2 separate regions of the Homo sapiens genome follow, and region 1 is linked to region 2. Evidence: chromatin loops called from intact Hi-C (ENCODE). Cell type or tissue: dorsolateral prefrontal cortex. All regions are shown on one strand. Links, peaks and the distances in the headings refer to the core of each region. The heading gives the core; the rest is flanking DNA. Region 1 overlaps CAPZB (capping actin protein of muscle Z-line subunit beta). Region 2 overlaps CAPZB (capping actin protein of muscle Z-line subunit beta).

Region 1 (9,309 bases), core at 1,310-9,309, 120 kb before region 2:
GGCACGTGCCACTATGCCCGGCTGATTTTTGTATTTTTAGTAGAGATGGGGTTTTGCCATGTTGGGCAGGCTGGTCTCGAACTCCTGACCTCAGGTGATCCACCTGCCTCGGCCTCCCAAAGTGCTGGGATTACAGGTGTGAGCCACCATGCCCAGCCAGATCTAAAAATCACTGTGCTGAAGGATACTGTACATCTAAAATGCAAGCAATAGTGATCACACTAAGGACAGATCCTGACTTTCAGGCTCTAGGGTGCTTGCTCTTGGGCCACTCCTTTAAGCTGATCAGGCCTTTGCACTTCTGCTTATGGGGTTTATCATGCAAGGGGACTTGGATTAGGCTGGCCTCTGTGCTTAACCTTGTAGTTATTATTTTATGCAATTACTACCATAGCCTTGGCATGCCCCCATTTTGCAGATGTGGATATGGAGGCCTTGAAAAGTTAAAAAATACTTGTAAAACATCACACAGCTAGGAAGGGGCAGAGATGGCCTTTCAAGCCATTCCTTTCAGATTCTAAAACTTGTCCCTCGCAGGCACCCTGGAGTCTGATCCAAGGATGTCATTTTCATGTACAGGGGAAAGTGCTTTATGTTAGTGATTGCAACAGATGTTCTTTAGAGTTTTTTAAACTTCTGCAGCTGAAAGTGGAGTATTTCTTAGGTGACTCCCTCAGTTTTGCTTTAATGACTTGGAACCCATCTTAAAATGCAGGAAGAATGGGCCGGGCACTGTGGCTCACACCTGTAATCCCAGCACTTTGGGAGGCCGAGGCGGGCGGATCATGAGGTCAGGAGATCCAGACCATCCTGGCTAACATGATGAAATCCCGTCTCTACTAAAAGTACAAAAAATTAGCCGGGTGTGATGGCGGGCGCCTGTAGTCCTAGCTACTCAGGAGGCTGAGGCAGGAGAATGGCGTGAACCCAGGAGGCGGAGCTTGCAGTGAGCCGAGATCGTGCCACTGCACTCCAGCCTGGGTGACAGAGCAAGACTCCAGCTCAAAAAAAAAAAAAAAAAAAAAAAAAATGAAGAATGAAAGCGCAGTAGTTGCAGCTCTTCATCTAAAATGGAACCTCATTCTCTACATAGTAACTACTAATCGGTAGTCAGGGTCTGGAATCACCTTTGAGTCCTTGGGTACTGCATAGTCCTGCCCCTCACTTCCCTTTCTCCTCCTCTTCTCTGCACACATCCAGGCAGACTCTGGAATAATAGAGCATAGTATGAGGATAAAGCTGTCATTGGCTAAGCTGGTGTTCACACTCAGGACCAGCTGGTTCCTTGCCCTGGCTGTGTTACACCTGCGGCCAGGGACGAGCAGAGGCCACAGTCTGCTGCCTGCCTACATAACCGACAGGTTATTAGTTCATGCCCCAAGGGTTTGAGCCACCCAGAGATGTTGAAAGAGATCCCTAACCTCAGAGGGTTTAGAGCTCTAGGCTGTAGATGGCAACATCTGCCTTCGAGATGAGTAGGGTCTCCATGTCCTCAGTTCATGACAACCTCTCTTACTTTTTCATCCTACTTTGCACTAGGTAATATTCCTGGGAAACAGGCCTCGCATTTTCTTAAACACTGATTTCATCTGTCCTTCCTCTAATAACTTTATCTGGAGGCGTTTATCAACCTTCTAACTAGAATACCCTTGTCCTTTTGCCTGCCACAGAACTGGTTTTCCCTGTGTGCTGATGGCCCATGGTTTCTGAGCTTTCTGTATTCCAGATGGAGAGCACGTAGGAGAATCCTGGGAATATCCTCAAGGATCCTACTTTTATCTTGGTTACATACTATCTGTGAGATGCATATTGGTTGTTGAGGAAGCATTTCTTTTTTTTTTTTTTTTTTTTTTTTTTTTTTTTTTTTTTTTTTTGAGACGGAGTCTCGCTTTGTCTCCCAGGCTGGAGTGCAGTGGAGCGATTTCGGCTCACTGCAAGCTCTGCCTCCTGGTTCACGCCATTCTCCTGTCTCAGCCTCCCGAGTAGCTGGGACTACAGGCGCCCGCCACCACGCCTGGCTAATTTTTTTTGGTATTTTTAGTAGAGACGGGGTTTCACCGTGTTAGCCAGGATGGTCTTGATCTCCTGACCTTGTGATCTGCCCACCTTGACCTCCCAAAGTGCTGGGATTACAGGTGTGAGCCACAGCGCCCAGCCGAGGAAGCATTTCTCGACGTAACAGACAAGAACTGGTTGCCATGGTTCCAACGAAGGGCCCTCCCATCACGTGACTGATTGTCAGAACATAGACATGTAAATACTGTGAGTGTGGGATCCTCAGCCCTGCACCCTTGGGGTCTGTGCTCCGAGTGCTTCAAGAGGCTTGACTACTTACTCCAGTGTCAGTTTGAGGCATTGGGTTAACTGATAAAATTCCCACTTGAATTTCATTACATGTCAGAATCTAAAGGGAAACAAATGGGGAAAGAGTGATTTCCAAGCCTTAGGTGATGGGCCTCGTTTTGGAACAAGTATAATCATCCCCCCTTTTTCCATAGTTTCGATTTCTGCAATTTCAGTCACCCGCCATCAACCCCAGTCCAGTATTTTGAAGAGAATACCACATGCACGTAGCTTTTATTATGGTATGTTGTTAGAATTGTTCGATGTTATCAGTTATTGATAATAACTGTGCCTGGTTTATGAATTAAACATCATAGGTATGCATGTGTAGGAAAAAACAGTATATATAGGGTTTGGTACTATCCAAGGTTTCAGGCATCCACTGGGGGTCTTGGAAGGTATCCCCCGAGGATAAAGGGGGGCCACTGTACAAGCAGCTCACACCTCAGCCTTAGCATTCAGCAGGCCTCAGAGCTAGGAAGGCAGGCCAGGTGGTGGCATTGGTTCTTGTGCACTTCACCTGGTCCTCTGCATGCACCGTTCCGTTTCCTTCCCAGAATCCTTCTAAGCATGGGATCCTATGAATTTAGGCCTTTATGTAAATTCAGAATGATACAGATTTAGACTTTATATAAATTGCCAATAAGTGGCAGAGTCAGGTCTTGAACCCAGCTGCTCTGAATTTAAAAGCCTTTGCCCTCAGCCTCTGCTGTGTCATGGAATTTTACTGCTCACAGGGGTTTGGGGCTTGACCAAGGTCCCACAGTAAACCACTGGAGCACTGGGATCAGGTCCTATGTCTAACACTCTAGAATCTAGATTCTACACTCTTGTGTGAGTCTTTTCTGCCACATAAACTTAGGCCTGTTTCAAAGCTCATCTTTGAACATCCTTTTTCAGTGATGCATGGAAAGACCACATTTTCCAAATAGGACATTGTGAGAGAGCTTCGTGGCAATTGGGTCGAACAGTCAGAATGCCAATGGCCTGAGTTCAAGAAGAAATCTAAGGAAAGGTCCAGATTCAAGCCCAGGTCCCTTTGATCTGTAGCTCATGTTTATGGGGTACATAGGGACAGGAATCATCGTAACAAGACACTGGAGAAAGTGGTTGTCCAACAGTAGGTAAAAATGGTGGCACATCTATGCAATGGACTATTTTTTATTTTTTATTTTTTGGCGACAGCGTCTCATGCTTTTGCTCAGGCTACAGTGCAGTGGCGTGGTGACAGCACACTGCAGCCTCCACCTCCCGGGCTCAAGCAGTCCTCTTGCCTCAGCCTCCCGAGTAGCTGGGACTGCAGATTTGCTCTACCGCACCCAGCAATTTTTGTATTTTTTGTAGAGACGGGGTTTCACCGTGTTGCCCAGTCTGGTCTCAAACTCTTGTGCTCAAGCCACAATGGAATGGAATGCAGCCATTAACATGTGACATGTGAAGACGGTGTTGTAGTTTGGAAGATGTGCTAGTGTTGAGTGAAGCACAGTAGTCCGTCTGTCCTGGGCTTGTGGTTCTGTGGAATACCCCCCGACCTGGGTGCTTGTGGGCATTACAGAAGTGAACAATTTGCAAGCCCTTTACTGTGCTCTCTGTTGCTTGCAGTGGGCGGGCGTGTGTGTGTGTGTGTGTGTGTGTGTGTGTGTGTGTGTGTGTGTATTCTTTTCCTCCTTTTGAGTATCTTCCTTCCTTGAGATAAGTCCCCAGGAGGGAGAGTGTAGAGTATTTTTTCTCTCTGCACCTTCTTGAACCGGTCACTTTGCTCTGACAAATGCTCTCTCCGTGGCCGCCGCCTCACTGCCTGTCCCCAGAGCCCTCTGAGCTGACTCATCCTCCCTGCCTAGCAGGCTTCACTTCACTTCCTCAATCTCCCTGTTCTGGCCAAGTTGAGAGGACTCCCTTCCTGCAAAAATGTGTTCTAAGGTTAGCTCATGGTTTTTGCTGTATTAATCTCTATGCCAGAACTGTTATTTATTAATTTTTTCTTTAAGTTTCCTCACTTTTTAACTTAAATTATTTAGGAAGGAAACTTTGTCCTTACCATGAATGGAAAACAATATCAATTGCTGTATATAGAAAGTACACACTGAAATAAACATATAGTCATCTACTGCCGTAAAAGATGTTCATCTGTAGAGCACCCACAATCCTCTGGCCACCACCAGCTTGTGGCTCCCCCTTCCCTGCCTGTTCCCTCCTGCCTGTGTCTTTCTGTCTTACCTTTCAGGGCTTGGCCCTATCCCGTCTTCACCGCCAAGCTTCCTTTGACTACTGCTGGCCTTCGTACCCGTCTCCCTGTCCATTCATTCAAAGAGACATTGATTAATATTGTGTGCCCAGCTTGGGGGTGGGCATGAAAAGGTACTTGCCGTCGCTATATGGAGACCATTGGTGGGAGCCAGTCAGACAGACGGACAGACTTGTAGAATGGAAGATAATTGCTGTCAGGGGCTGTGTCTGAGTGCAGCCGTACATTGAAGGAGGCGTCTCGCTGAGAGATTCAAGGCACGGGTCCCAGGGGACCGATTTTGTTGAAGTGGAGGTGAGAGGGCTCATTTGCCAGGAGGAGGAGAGGTGGGCCCAGAGACATGGCAGGCAGAGAGACGGCGTGTGCCGACTCAGTGGCCCAGGAGGGCATGGCGGGTGCTGGGGAAATGACTAATTTAAACTCAGAGGAGCCAGAAGAGTGAGGGGTGGGAGAGCTTTCAAAGCAGCTGGGTGGGAGGCAGGGCCATGCTGAGAAGGAAGTCCTGGGTGGAAGGAGGCTCTGATTTACCCTCTTCTATTTCAGTACACTCTCCTGCCCTGCCCTGCTCTGCCCTGCCCTGCTCCGCCCCACCCTGCCGCACAGCTGATACCTCAGAGTTTATCATTGACTTCCTTTTCACGACTCCACCCCCAACCCCTGTGTATCATCATTCCCTGAGCGCCTCCTATGTTCCAGGCCTTGGGGACCCCGAGCTAGTGAAAGGCCCACAGGCTAGTGGAGGGGAGTGGATGGCGCTTGGTTGAGTGTGAGCACCAGTGGCAAGGGACCCCTCTCCCCATCAGGAGGGAGCCCTTTGTAACCTGATAGTATCATTAAATAAAAGTTTATTGTGTTTTTTTGTTTTGTTATAAAAGCAGTATGTTTATTATGGAAAAGTTTGAAAATATAGAAAAGAGGGAAGAAACAAAAATAATTCATAATCTTAGCTTGCCAGCAGCACTGTTAACCTTTCAATATATTGTTTCAGCGTCTTAGTCTATATGCATAGTTTGGAGTTCATATTGTCAGTGCCTAGCCCCCTTTTTTAGGAGGCGGGGTCTCACTCTGTCACCCAGGCTGGAGTGCAGTGGCTCAATCATAGCTCACAGCAGCCTTGGACTCCTGAGCTCAAGGGATCCTCCTGCCTCAGCCTCTCAAAGTGTTGGGATTACAGGCGTGAGCCACTGCGCCTGGCTGAGGGCTGCATTCTTAGGCCCTGCAGGGGTGGAATGGGCACAGCTCTTGAGAGCTCTGCGGCCCTGCAGTGTTTTCAAGCTCTAGTTCCCAGCATCTGATGCTGGTGTGGAAACGATGTCGGGGAAGCATAATGAGGTGTTATGTGAACCCAAATTGTGCTTTAAACCAAAACAGCCCTGGTCATTTGGGCTTTTGTGAATGGGGAGGCTTTCGGGGGCCCTCTGGCCTCTCTGCACTGGGAAGCATGCAGCAGATGGAAGAGAATTTAATGGGGACACCTGAATCACTCAGGCAAGAAAATGGATTAAATATCTGAGCTGATACCTGTCCCACATACTGGGATAGAGGGAGGCCATTCTGATAGTAGTCTCAGGGCGGGTGTTAAAGGGCCATTTGCTCCCTGTGATTGGGCTGATACACAGTGTTTGGACCTTTGGACCTTAGCACGTTTGGGGTGAGAAGAGCGGTGACTTAGGCTAGATAAGTTTGTAGGGAGAATGAGTGTGGCACATCCGTGTCCTCTGCTGTGGGGGCCTCACTCCTCAGCGCAAGAGCTGAGCCGCTGGAGGGGACTGTTCCTCTCTTTGCCTCCCTTCTCCCTTCTGTTTGCTTTATCTTTCCTTTTATTCCTTCTTGCTTTAGCCTGCTGCACTGCAGGAATGAGCCCAGTGTGGCTGTCTACCAGCACAATGTTTGCTGGATTTGTATGCTACTTTTATTATTATTTATTTGAGGCTTTCCTTAAAATTGGCTTGAGGGCTGGGCACAGTGCCCGTAGTTGCCAGGCATGGTGGATCTCAGCACTTCGGGAGGCCAAGGTGGGAGGATCACTTGGGACCAGCCTAGGCAACATAGTGAGACCCAATCTCTACAAAATAAATAAATAAATAAATAAAAGCTGGGTGTGATGGTGCATCTGGAGTCCCAGCTACTTGGGAGGCTGAGGCGGGAGGATCCCTGGAGCTTGTGTGTTAGGATTTTTCCTATGAATAACTCCTGCATTCCAGCCTGGGTGACAGAACAACACCCTCTCTCAAAAACAAAAACAAAAAACTTTGGCCTGAGCCTAACACCGCTATCTAGCCTCTTCGTAAGCAGAAACATCTACAAAATCATGTTTGATGTGCTAGTTATATTTTTCCTATGAATATTAAATATAGGTAATTATTAAACTGCATTCATCCATATGCTCTCTAAAACCTCCCTTAAACCCCATTGGCCTGCACAGCATGCCATGGGAAATGCTGCAGGCGTGAAAAGAGCACTGTACCAGGAGTCTGGAGCGTGACTTGGGACTGCATCCTGGCCTCTGATGTGCTGGGTGATGTTGAACTATTCCCGATCCCCCATGCCTCTTTTTCTTCTTTGCATATCAGACCATGTGAGCACCAGGGTCCCTCCAGGCTCACACGTTTTGAGTGACTGCAGGATGCCATTCAGTGGTACCTCGAGGTTACTCAGCCCCTCTCACATCACCTGCGCCGTGAGGAAGCTCAGGACTCTGACCTAGACATGTGATCTATGAGCTCAAAAGATTGAAAAACGTTGCAGCTCAGGAACATTTTGTCTTCACGTGTGCTGCTTGTTTTTGTTTGGGTTTCAGCTCTCACTGTTTATTAGCCAAGGAAGCAGCCTGGTCTAGTGCAAAGAGTAAGGGCTTTGGAGCTAGGCAGGACCTTGAATAGCTCCATGCATCTGGCTCTGCCTCCCCAGTGTGGGAGTGAAAGACCCTCCTGGCGGAGCTGTGGAGCTGGTGGAGTAGGCCAGGAGCACAGATTCACCTCTGAGTCTGATCCTCCACCCACCACACCTCAGCCTAAGTGCGTGCAGTGATTAGTGTCGCCTCTGTCCCAATAAAAGGGTTGTCCTTGGTCATGGATGGTAGCTGGGCTCCTGGGGCCAGACTGCCTGGGTTTAAATCTTTGTTCCCTTACACTTTTAGCTGTGTAGCCTTGGGCTTCACTTAACTCTCTGGGACTGGTTCCTTGTCATAGGATCGATTTGAGGCTAATTAAATGAGGTCAAGCAGGTAAGAAGGCCTGTCATACCTAGCACATATAGGGCTCCGTACATGTTGTTGGTCTTATCACTGTTAATGAGTTAATGCACGTCAAATGAGTCGTAGCACCTGGGACATAGTAAGTGCCCAATAAATGGTAGCTCTTGTCTTTATCACATGAGCCCAGAGGCCCAGGACAGGAGGCACTGGCTTCTGGGAGGAGAGGAGATAGATGGTTTTCTACATTCAGCTCTGGTTAGATCCAGAGGTTTTCATTCTCCCCACCCTCTAAGCTTTTGGTGCCTATATCCCTGACCAACAGGAACCCAGCAATGGACCACACCACTTCTACCTGAGCCATTGCACAGAGTCACCTCTGCAGTTGGCTTTGAAAGAATTAGAGCTCAAGTTTGGAATAGGCAATTCAGTCACAGGTTTCAAAAATAAAAATATATACATTGTCTTAGTCTGTTTGGGCTCCTGGAACAAATACCTTAAACTGAATAATTTGTACACAACAGAAATTGATTACTCACAGTTCTGAAGGCTGGGAAGTCCGTAAGCAAGGTCTTGGCAGACTCAGTGTTTGGCAAAGGCTTGTTCTCTGCATCATAGACAGCGCCTCACATGGTGGAAGGGGCTGGCCAGCTCCCCTGGGCCTCTTATAGGGGCATTAATGTCATTCATGAAGGTGGGGCCCTCATGATCTAATCACCTCTTAAAGGCCTCACCTCTTAACTCTGGCATTGGGGATTATGTTTCAGCATATGAATTTTGAGGGGGTACCAGCATTCAGACCACAACACACATAAAACACTGCCTTCTCTTCTCACATGCCCAGTGTCTTCCACTCTCCCCTGCCAACCACAGCTAAGATTTCTAGGGTCTTCTTTTTTTTGTTTTTAATCAGGGTATTATTTGCAAGTAATAAAATTAACCAGCTTTAAGTGTACAGTTTGAGTTTTGGTACTAATCATGTTGCCACCACCACAATCGAGTTATAGAACAGTTTCCTCACCCTAAAAAGTCCCTTCATGCCCCTTTGGCCCTTTTCCCCCTCCTAGACAGCCTTGTTCCCCATCCCTAGACAACCACTGATCTGCTTTGTCACCGCGGTTTTGCCTTTTCTATAATTGTAAATAAATGGAAGCAGATAGTATGGAGTCTTTTGTGTTTGACCTCTTTCGTGTAACATGATTTATTTGATTCATTCATGTTGCATGTATTAATATTTCCTTTTCTTGCTGTAGAGCATTCCATAGTATTCCATGGTATGGACGTACCATTCAGCAGTTGATGAACATTTGGGTTGCCTCCAGTTTTTGGATGTTGAGAGTAAATCTGTTATAAATCTTCACAGATAGGGCCGGGTGCGGTGGCTTACACCTGTAATCCCAGCATTTTGGGAGGCCGAGGCGGGTGGATCACGAGGTCAAGAGATCGAGACCATCCTGGCTAACAACGGTGAAACCCCGTCTCTACTAGAAATACAAAAAATTAGCCGGGCATGGTGGCGGGCACCTGT
Region 2 (10,662 bases), core at 2,663-10,662:
CTCAAAAAAAAAAAAAGGAAAGATCATTGTAGAGTAGAAACAAAAAACTGTTTTACACACAGTTTTATGCTCAATAAATAATAACTTTTGCCAGGCGCGATGGCTCATGCCTGTAATCCCAACACTGGGAGGCCAAGGCAGGCAGATCACTTGAGCTCGAGAGTTTGAGACCAGCCTGGGCAACAAAGTAAGACCCCATCTCTCTACAAAAAATACAAAAATTAGCCAGGTGAGGCAGCAGTGTGCCTGTAGTCCCAGCTATTCAGGAGGCTGAGGTGGGAGGATGGCCTGAACCTGGGAGGCCGAGGTTGCAGTGAGCCGTGGTGACAACACTGTGCTCCAGCCTGGGCAACACAGCCAGACCCTGTCTCAAAAATAAAAATAAAAACAATTACTGCTACTACCATATATCTTGCAAGGAGAGGCTTTTTGAATATGTACAATTCTAGATTCAAAATTTTCCTAAACTGGGCAACCGTAACTTTCCCTGGGAAGCCGTCTGACCACCATCTTCTGGCCTGGCTGCACGCCGGGTCCTGACCTCCAACCCACAGCACAGTGTGGTGACCAGGAGGATGCCAGAGGCCAGAAGAGTGCTGGGGATGGAGCTGTGCTTTGACAATCGGTGAGAGCTGCCATTCTGGCAAGTCCCGCTCTAGGCCTTTTGTGTACATTTGTTTATTTAGTGCGAGGTGAAGGCAAAGACATGGAGGCCTAGACAAGCCCAGGCCCTTTCCTCTCGGGCTGCAGCACAGGAGCTGCGGGGCCTCAGCGCCGGTGAGTGGGGCCCATGCCTTAGGGCCACGCCCTGCGGGTCGCGCTAGAAGATGCCACGTGGCAGTGGGAGGTGTAATACATCCCCTCTGGGGGAAAGGCTGCCAGCTTCCAAACACTTGCCTGTGTTAGGGCCATGGGGAGGAGGAGAGGCGCCTGCTGGGGACACACGGGCCAGGCTCCGGCTTCAGACGCCATTGGAACCACCTCGTGGAACATCTGCAGCCACAACACATGAAAATGTTTTCCTTCCGGCAGCCACTTTTATAAGGATGTAATAATATATGCAGTGCACAAATGGTTCTGTTTTTGGTGGGTTGGTATTGCCACCGAGCCGACCCTGACCAGGTGTGGAGGGGAGTGAGCAGGGGCGGGCAAGGGGGCTGTGGAAATACGGCCGGGTGCACCGAGCCCTGTGCCCCTCACTCCCCAAGCACCTTTCTCCTTCCCTCCCCAGCCGCTGCGTGGCCATTTACGTGGGCTCAGCTTCCCTGCCATGGGCTGAGGGGGCCTGTGTTCTAGGGGATCAGTCTGCTCCTGGGGACAGTGTCGCACACTGCAAGACCCAGCCCTCTCCTCCACCCGACCTCTCCTACCTTTGTTGGCCAAGGGGTTTCGCCTGTTTGTTTTAAGATGGCTCTTGATTCTGAAACACAAAGATGGTAACCAAGAGGCCAAATTGCTGATGTGACTGGACTTGCCCAGGTGACCCAGGACCTTTGCCGATGGCCGCGGCCTCTCTTTGGGCTGTTGGTGCCCATTTAAAATGGGGCCCACAGTGAGCTCAAAACCCTCATCCCTTCCCTAGGGTGGCCGGGAATCTGCCGTCCACATGGAGCCGGGGAGGAGGAGAGACTCTGATTTGCTGGAAGGACCTCATTCATTTCCATCCAACCCCCAGGCTTCCCTGCCTGCCGAGCTGACTCCACCCAGCCCTGAGCCTAGGCACAGTAACCACCTTCACGTCTGGGAGAACACACAGTCCCCGGGGGCCAGCATGCAAAAGTTCTTTTTGAAGCTGGGTGGATGGAGCCCCCTCCCTCCTGAGGGTGCTCCCCAGCTCCTGTTGAGCAGACAGCCCACCCCGTCGTCTTGGCACCAGGGTTTTGCTAGTGGCAGATAAAGATGATGTTCCAGCAGACGCTCCAGTGCTGCCGAGGTTGGTGTGTTTATTAGACCTGAAATGAGAACTGTGACTCTCAAGCTCATGGGCACTCTCACTACTCCTGTTTTATGGAGACCCCCTGGGGTCTGAGGGTCGAGATTCCTCAGGATGACTTGCCAGAGCATGCCAAGACAGATGGGAGCAGAGAAGCCGGTCTTTCTAGCATTTCTCTCCCTCTTTTCCACTAGTCCTCAGTAAAACAGCCTTGCCAGAACCAGATGTCTTTTTTCTGCAGATATTTACTGTTATGACTTGGGAGGCAGCAGGTTCTGGACTGTTGCCCTCACCTAGACCGCCCCCCCCCCTTGTCAGATGCCACCCGTTTTCTCAGACCCGTCGGTCTCCCAGACCACATTGCTTTGTGAGCAGATGCCTGTCAGGGACAGCTCTATCAGAACAGACCGAGTCCAGCCCAGTGAGCCGTGATGTTCTCTCACTGCTCGGTCCCCCCTCTGCCATCTACAGCGACATAGGTTGGGTCTGTTCCCCTGGCAGACAGCAGGCCTTCAGAGCCCTGCCAGAATCTCTTGTGTCTCCCCTAGCACACACACATCCCTCCCCACCCACCACCGCCAGGCCTGGATAGCCCTAGTTCTCTCCCATTTCTTGGTGTCAGGGTGTTCAGACCTTTTAAGCAGATGAATGCTAACTCATTCAAGGCTTTTAAAACCCAGTGCCTTAGCAGGGTACAGTGGCACACACCTGTAGTTACAGCTGTGTGGGAGGATTGCAGGAGTTCCTGTCTAGCCTGGGCAACATAGCAAGACCTCCTTGTCTTTTAAAAGAAAATTAAAAAAAAAAAAGTGCCCTAAACTGAATCCAGCCCTGCAGATGTAGCTGGGCCAGGACAGAACAGAGGGTAACCACTGCCTTCCCAAGCAAGCAATGGAAACTGGCAGCTGCAGTGTCTTCATCACGCGATGGGGTGGGAATGCTGCCCCTTATCTGGGCACAAGGAATAGTGTCATCTGTGCACCTTAAAGTTGCACAAAAGCTTTCCTAGTAGCGACATCTCATCCTTGTCAAACTTGAAATTATCTAAAAACCACAAGTCTCTTCATAGGAACTGTTTGCAAGTCAGCAGTTCCCCATTTTGTACTGCATGAAATGCACCCTTGAGCCTAAATATCTGGCTTGCATTTGCCCTGGTACATTTAACTGGCGTGGTGAAGTAGGAGGAGCAAAGGCGTCGGAATCTAACAGTGCTGTATGATTCTTGCTTCTTTAAGCTTCGGTTTCCTTGGGTTTAAAACAGGGTTCCTAGGAAGCTGAGATGGAAAAAGGTGGCTGCCGCCTGGCTCCATTCCAAGTTGCTGCTCTCGTTCTGTAGCTAGCCCAGGTTTCCGGGTTCCGTATTAACCCTGTGACCATCTCAACCCTTGACACTGTCGATAGGAAGCTGGTCGTTCTCTCAGCTGGGCCTTTACTTAAGTCCTGGACAAACAAGTTGACCAAGGGCAGGCAGAGACTGCTACAGGGTGCCACATAGTGTATGCAGTGCACAAATGGTTCTATTTTTGGTGGGTCGGTGTTGCCAGCGAGCTGACCCTGACCAGGTGTGGAGGGGAGTGGGTGGGGGGCTGTGGAAATGTGGCCAGGTCCCTACCCCTATCGGCAGAGGCTCCATCCTGCCCTTCCTCTCAGCCACAGGTGCAGGATGGTAGATGGGAACTTGCCAGAAGGATGCGACCCTATTTAAGTAGTTGTGTTTTCTTCCAGCCCAGCATCCCCACCAAAACAGGAAAAGAAGTGCTCTCGTGCAGGGCTTGTTCACAGTGAGCCTGGCTGGCTCCTCATGATCTCTGAGTTTAAAATGTGCCAGCAGATGATTTTAACGATCCCATCAAAAATTGTTGTCTGGATCAGTTTCGAGCTAGCGTTTCCTTGCAGAGGCCATTCTTCCTTTTTTGACAAAAGTTGGGTCGGCCAGGTGCAGTGGCTCATACTTGTAATCCCAGCACTTCGGGAGGCTGAGGCAGGTGGATCACCTGAGGTCAGAAGTTCAAGACCAGCCTGGCCAACATGGCAAAACCCTGTCTCTACTAAAAATAAAAAATAAAAATAAAAATAAAAAAAAGCCGGACGTGGTGGTGGGCACCTGTAATCCCAGCTACTGGGGAGGCTGAGGCAGGAGAATCACTTGAACCCAGGAGGCAGAGGTTGCAGTGAGCCAAGATTGCACCATTGCACTCCAGCCTGGGCGACAAGAGCGAAACTCCGTCTCAAAAAAAAAAAAAAAAAAAAAAAGACAAAAGTCGGGTCAGTGCTGCCGCCCCCAGTGTCAAGGATTTCAATCACAGGTCGGTTTTGCCCGACCCTGGAAGCCTGGTCGTTTAAAGTGGCTTGGTTCTCTCCTGCCCTCTGCTCACCCCGCTCTTAACCAGGTTGGTTCCACCTTTCACAGCCTGAAAGTCAGTCTCCCTGATGAGGAGATGTAGAAATAGGTGAGAAGCAACAGAGCCCGTACCCTCTGAGACAGTATCTCCCCCCAGACTCCACCCTGTTCTCCTGGTTCCAAAGAGAGGAACCCACCTTTTGCTGGTTTTTCTTCTGTGGGCCTGGTCTCATTTTGAACTCTACCCTTTCTTTTTTTTTTTTTTTTTTTTTTTTTTAGCTTCTCTCACAAATTTTATTTTATTTTAATAAAGCTTCAAAAATTATAAATAATGTCTAAGCAGATTTAGAATCTCAACAATAAATGCTTAGCCTTAGAGTACTGCATTTTTGTATTATAATTTGATGGCCACTTCTTGCATGGTTTCTACTCTACCCTTTCTGATGCTGTTCTTTTCTTCCTCTTTCTTGATTATTTATTTCAGCTTCCACATTTTATTTCAACAACATTAGTCATCGTAGCTGCGTATTCCTGTTTTCAGTGTAGTAACGTTGAGCATTTATGTTCCTAGCACTCTTCCAGGTACCCTGTGCGTTATGAGGCAGGCACATCTCTCCTGAAAGAATTTATATTCTTGTCAGGGAAATAAGGCTTCAGATAAGAAAAAATTCGGGGGAAAGTGCCGAATTCCTTCTACCCTAACCTGCCTCCATTTCCTCCCTCCTCCGAGTTGAGATGATTGGGTCAGAGCCAGCTCTTCCTGGGCTTGGGAAGAGGAGATGGGGCTTGAGTGCTGCTGCCCCCCTCATAACCTCAGAGTCTATATTGAGACTCTCTTGCTCAAACTCTCCTCGCAGAGTAGAACGAACAGGCCCTGGTGCGAGGAAGGGTTTGACCCAGGCTCTGCCATTGCCACCTGCATGACTAGGGTGAGCCACTGAATCCCTCTGGCCTGAAGTCTCCGTCAGAGGTTGTCTGTCCCTCCCTGCGAGACTGCAGCAGATGGCACCCCAAAGCCACCATTTGGGAGCGCCAGGGCGCAGCAGCAGCACAGAAGCTTCCCCTGCAGTGTCAGGCCCTGAACCTGGGGTGGATGGCCCAGCGTGGGCCTGGGCCTGCCAGTAGAGGCCTGAAGACAAACCGAGTGAGTCTTCTCCAGTTGGCTCGGGTGAGCTGGTGCCTGCCAAGGGCTGCTGCTGTGGCTCTGGGCATCTGCCTGCTCTACCATGGGCAGCAGCAAAATCTTCTCCCTTGGAAGTGGGACTCTGGGCTTCTGCCCTCTGGGCTCTTTATGGTCTGAAACTGAAGTCGGTTTGTGCTTCAGTTCCCAGGCTGCAAAACTGGCCTTGTCATACCTGCAGCTGGCTCCACGGTGGGAACAGTAGGCTCTTTGCAGACCGTGGAGGTGGGGTGGGCTGTCTGCCGTTCTCAGAAATCTCTGGCTTTCTCTGACTTGGAATGTTTCTGTCTTTTGCAGATGGAGAAGGATGAAACTGTGAGTGACTGCTCCCCACACATAGCCAACATCGGGCGCCTGGTAGAGGTGAGTGACCTGGGCTCTGGCTGGCTCCTGCAGTGACCCACAGCAGTGACACTGCAGCCCCGGAGCCGCTGTGCTGGCCTCCTTCTCTGCTGCTTTCTCTCAGCTCCACCGCAGCCGGCAGAGCGCTTCTTGGATTTTGCCCTGGCCTCATATTTTTGGAGCCTCTGATTTGGATGCCAGCAGGCTCCAGCTTCAGGGCCACCTCCTGCTCCACCCCCAGACCTGGGCTCCCAGAAGACTGCTCAGGCGCTGGCTCTGGGGCGCACTAGGTCTTGTCTCCCCTGATCGCCTGGGTGTGAACAGGGCCCTGCGCTGGGAGAGGAAGCAGATCCCAGGAATGCCAGTGGGCCCTGGTGTGGCTTCAGTTGCGGCTGCCTTGGCCCTCCTGTCACCACGTTGTTTGGGAAGGCAGGGAGGTGCTCTCGGGTTTCACAGAATTGTTCACAAAATTAGTGGGGAGCCCAAGGGGTGGTGATGTGGTTTAGAGCAGCTCCCAGGCATGGGCAGAGCTGGCCGCCAATCCCTGGGTACTGGCTTCCTCCCTGCCTGTGGACTGTGGATGGGAAGGTGCCGGGAGCACAGATGGCAGGTGGGGTCTTGGCAGCCTGGAGCGCGCTCACTGATGCCCCAGAGCAGGCGTGTGCCACCCTCCAGTGGCCACACTGGGGACTGCAGGGCTGGCAGGTGGAGGGAGGGCGTGGGCCTCAGGGTTCCTGACCTTTTGCCACTGCGCTGACCGACCTCCCTTCCAGGACATGGAAAATAAAATCAGAAGTACGCTGAACGAGATCTACTTTGGAAAAACAAAGGATATCGTCAATGGGCTGAGGTAATGTACCAGAAAGCACAAGCTTTAGAAGCAGACAGAGGGATTTGAACCCTGGCTCTGCCAGTTACTAGCTGTGTGGTCTTGGGCCTCGGTGTCCTCATTGGTAGGCTGCAGTGCCCCTCTTCTGGGATGATCATTATGTTGATTTTGGAAAGTAAAGTCCTGATGTGTCATCTGCACTCTCCGTAGCAGCTGTCGGTCCCTATCTGCACCATTTGTTTTCTGGGGCATGTTCACCCTAACAGCCATTGGTGCCCTTGCCCCCGGAGCCTCCTCAGCCCTGCAGTTTGTCAGTCCCCGCTCAAAAATCTCCCCACCCTCCAGCCTGGGCCTAGGGGAGCCATGACACCACATTCCGGGCAGCCCGGCTGCCTCTGGCTGGCCTGCTCTCCGAGACAGCAGAGCGCAACGTGCAGGCAGGGCCCTCAGTCCGGGCCTTCTCAGGCCCCCAGCCTCCCTGACGCCACATGCAGGCAGGGCCCTCAGCCTGGGCGTTCTCAGGGGGCCCCAGCCTCTCTGACGTCCTCTGCCAGGGCTCTGCTGCCAGTGGCCAGTGTCCTGCACCATCCTTCCCACCTCGTGCCCTCAGCTCTGCAGTGTCAGCCCAAACAAAAGCCGGGCGCTCTCTGGACCCTCCAGGTCCACGGCGGACAGAGCAGGAGGCAGGCCTCTGACATGAGGCCAGAGCCCAGCTGGGGGCAGTAAACGGCTGTGGAGGGAGCACTGGCCTTGGAGTCAGGAGAGTCAGGAGGCCGGGATCTCCCCTAAGCTCTGTCATCCCGAGCTGCATGGCCTCTGGCACTCCTCGCAGAGGCCCTTGTCCAGTCGAGGAGGCACGGTCGGCTGAGATGATGAATCTAGAACACGCTCTGCAGTCCAGCAGCACCGTGTGAGTCGGGCTGTGCTATGCCTTTAGCGGCCAGCCCTCTCACCCACTGCCGTGGTGTAGCTCTCACAGCCCAGCCCAGAGGAGAGGCAGGCTGCAGTCCCGGGGCTGCCCCAGCTCGTGGACTGGGGTGGGCGACAGATTTCAGTCACCTGCTTTACAGTTTTAAAACAGAGGAGGAGTCCTCTTTGGACCCTTGTCTTCTGATCCCCTGCCCACCTGGGGGAGGCTTGGTCTTCGTGACCTGTGACAGGGTTAGAGCCCAGTGGTCCCTGGCGTTAGGCCTGCCACTGGCAGCCACTGCCCGATACACCAAACACACTTTCCCGCCCAGCCAACCTGCACAGTCCCCAGGCAGTGGCTGGGAAGTGGGGGAGAGAAGCCGAAGAGCCTGCGGGTGGTGGTGGCGAGCCCCTGAATACCACGACCACCGCCAGCGTGGACCTCTGCAGCGGCGATACCACTCCACACCCCAGAGCCGCCACGGCATCCCCCCTTCCGCCTCGTGGGTCTCCCTGAATTTCCTCCTCAGCTGTGGCCCCCTGCGTTCCTGGCTTCTCGTCGTTCTCTTCCCTCCCACTCCACTCATCTTGAACACTCTCTGTAGATCTATTGATGCTATCCCTGACAACCAAAAGTTTAAGCAGTTGCAGAGGGAGCTCTCTCAAGTGCTGACCCAGCGCCAGATCTACATCCAGCCTGATAATTAAGCCGATCCAGGTACCCTGCCTGAGAGCCGCGAGACCCTCCCCACTAAAACAGGACTCACCAACCCGCCGAGACCCTGCCGGTCCGGCTGCTGCTCCGCGGCCATTTAAACCACCACTAACCCCCACGTGTGCTCCCGGTCGGTGCACAGCCACATTCCCGTGTAGCCTCGGCCCCATGTAACACGGCACCTATCACGTGTGTGTGCTTTCCACTCTGGGTGGAGGCTGGGTGTGGGGAAGACGGCTGATTTTTTGGCTTTTGCTTCTGAAGAAGCCCAGGCCAAGGGACGGATGCTGCCTCTCCAGCAGCAGCCACTTGTGTGCACCGGCCTGACTGTCCCCAGGGCAGGGATCTGCCTGCCGTCCACCCCCCCATGCTTCAGAGGAGCCTCTGATGCTGGTGCAGGGATCCCAGAAGCCACATAAGCCTCCCCGCTGCTCAGCGGCACATTGCCTGTCCAGGGCTAGCTGGCTTGGAAGGGGTGACCTCACTCTCTGATCTCTGAGTCTCTGGGGTTGGAGGGCAGAGTCAGGGCTGGACTCCACCCTGGCTGGCCCAGATGCTCTGCTGGAGCTGCCTGGACGCCCAGTGCCGACTCGGCCACAACCAGCATAACCTTCCGCCCCTAACGAGCTGCAGCTGTTCCTTTAAACAGGTTTCGCTAATGGAAAGGAAAATAGTCTTGCTTGTTGGTAATGGCCAAGAACCATGACTTGAGCTTGTGACAGATCCAGATGTAGGGAAGGAGGCAGCATCCCTGGAGAGTAGGAGGGAAACTTGTTTGTAAAAAGAAGGCATTTGGAACCCTGCCAACTGGGGCTGCAGAGCCCAGGTCCAGGGGCTGCGCACTGAAGGCCCACCCCAGAAGGGGTGCAGCAGACTTTCCAAGGTGGAGGTGGGGTCAGGCACTTAGAAAACCAGGTGGAGCTGCTTTTCCGAGGCCGTGGGACTTAAGTGCACCAGTCTGGTCTGTGTGTGCCAACTTAAGGCCCACGACTCGGGTCAGCCTCACAGTGTGGCCATCAGGCATTTCCATCATGGCATTGAGAAAAAACTCTTTTTAAGATACACCGTGATGGTGCAGTTCCCTGGCCGCCCACTGGGGGCGTCCTGGCGTAGAAACCCTGGCAGCCAGGTCTGCTCAAGATGACTCCTCCCTCCCACAGAGTCGAGCACTGTCTCCAAGCGCTGATTCGAGGTTGCTTGGCCGTGACCTTCCCAAGCATTGTCCCTTAAATAAGCCCCCTGCTCCTTCCGCCTTCCACCATTTCACTTCTAACTTCCTGTGTCTAACATGATTCTAGCTCTGGAACTTTCTCCTTCGTGTGATCCAGCCAAGACCTGGCGGGCTTGGCTCTTCCTTCCCAGAAGAGCCAGTGACCACCCAGGCTAGAGGTCCTGTGCGCTGCTGCTTTGCCCGCCGCATCTCCCGCTGGCCATGTTGACCTCCCGCTGTGAGCTTGGCAAGAAGCCCCTGGGGAATCGGCTGAGATTTGGAGCCTGGGGGCCGTGGGGGCTGATGCCTTTGGCCGCCGCAGAGCCAGGGACAGTCCTGGGAAGATACTCAGAAACGTGTATTTCCCCAGCATGAACCAAATGTCTGCGTTTCTCCTGGGAGTTTTTTCAGTTGTATGCAGCTTGCTTCCAGGTCTTGTCTTATGGCACCTGCTGAGTATTTTGAGGGCTCTTCCTGTGACTTGTAGGGATTCGGTAGCCAGAACTCAGTCTGGGTGCTGTTGCTTCTCCTGGGCCCTGCTTCACTTCCATTTGCCCATTTTTGCTTCTGGGGATTGATTTTTCTGATTCTTCCTTCCCATGGCTGGTGTGAATCAAACGTGAGAGTCCGGCTGAGTGCACTCTCCGTAGCACTCTTCTTGAGCAGCCCTCTACCCACTCTTTCCACTGCTTCTAAACTGTTATAAAACCTACATTTAGGAAGTCTTTGCCTAACCAATATGTTGGGTAAATTTGACAAAATGATTAAAGAATTGCTAGGGGGGCATTCCTCTGAGCCTCAGTTTCCTCATCTGTAAATTGGGTTGATAGCTTTTTTCTTTTTTAAGCCTTGACTTCGCTTTTTGTTGTTGTCGTTGTAGAGATGGGGTCTCACTATGTTGCCCAGGCTGGTCTTGAACTCCTGGCCTTAAATGATCCTCCTGCCTTGGCCTCCCAAAGTGCTGGGATTACAGGCTTGAGCCACCACATCCGGCCGGGTTGATAGTTGAGACTTCCCCAGGATGCCCGTGAAAATTAAATGAGATAATATATGTGAAAGGCGTTTTGTAAACTGTGAAATCTCCATAAGCCTTCATTGTTTCTGGCTTTGTTGATGAGCGTCCCCACACATACGTGAATGCGGTCGCCCTGAACGTTTCCCCACAAATCCAGAATTTGACAGCAGGGATCCCAGGGGCACTTG

Evidence for each region. Hi-C counts contacts between places; a loop is a spot of excess contacts. Peaks named below come from ENCODE experiments on the same cell type or tissue, not always from the same donor. Only the 100,000 strongest peaks of a DNase experiment are listed, where the experiment ranks them.
Region 1: it touches region 2 in a loop (2.0-fold over the local background); 3 of 110 quality-filtered maps call a loop at or near these places.

What each region holds. Positions count from the first base shown.
Region 1 is chr1:19,464,431-19,473,739 of GRCh38, reverse strand. All of the region lies in intron 1 of CAPZB (capping actin protein of muscle Z-line subunit beta), which reads left to right. Among named protein-coding and RNA genes, the nearest start is that of CAPZB, 16 kb to the left of the region's middle. RefSeq lists enhancers at 3,112-3,901, 3,902-4,692, 5,071-5,365 and a silencer at 5,293-5,342. In dorsolateral prefrontal cortex, for the core only: no CTCF peak of the experiment used is centred there; no DNase peak of the experiment used is centred there; H3K27ac peaks cover 5,687 bases.
Region 2 is chr1:19,340,342-19,351,003 of GRCh38, reverse strand. CAPZB (capping actin protein of muscle Z-line subunit beta) reads left to right here. Exons shown (of 9, transcript NM_004930.5): 7 at 5,752-5,817; 8 at 6,570-6,646. Among named protein-coding and RNA genes, the nearest start is that of SLC66A1, 33 kb to the right of the region's middle. RefSeq lists enhancers at 6,532-6,581, 9,278-10,252. In dorsolateral prefrontal cortex, for the core only: CTCF peaks have their summits at 6,261, 6,463 (motif pointing left), 9,135 and 9,334; DNase peaks (open chromatin) are centred at 5,475, 6,443 and 9,343; H3K27ac peaks cover 4,393 bases.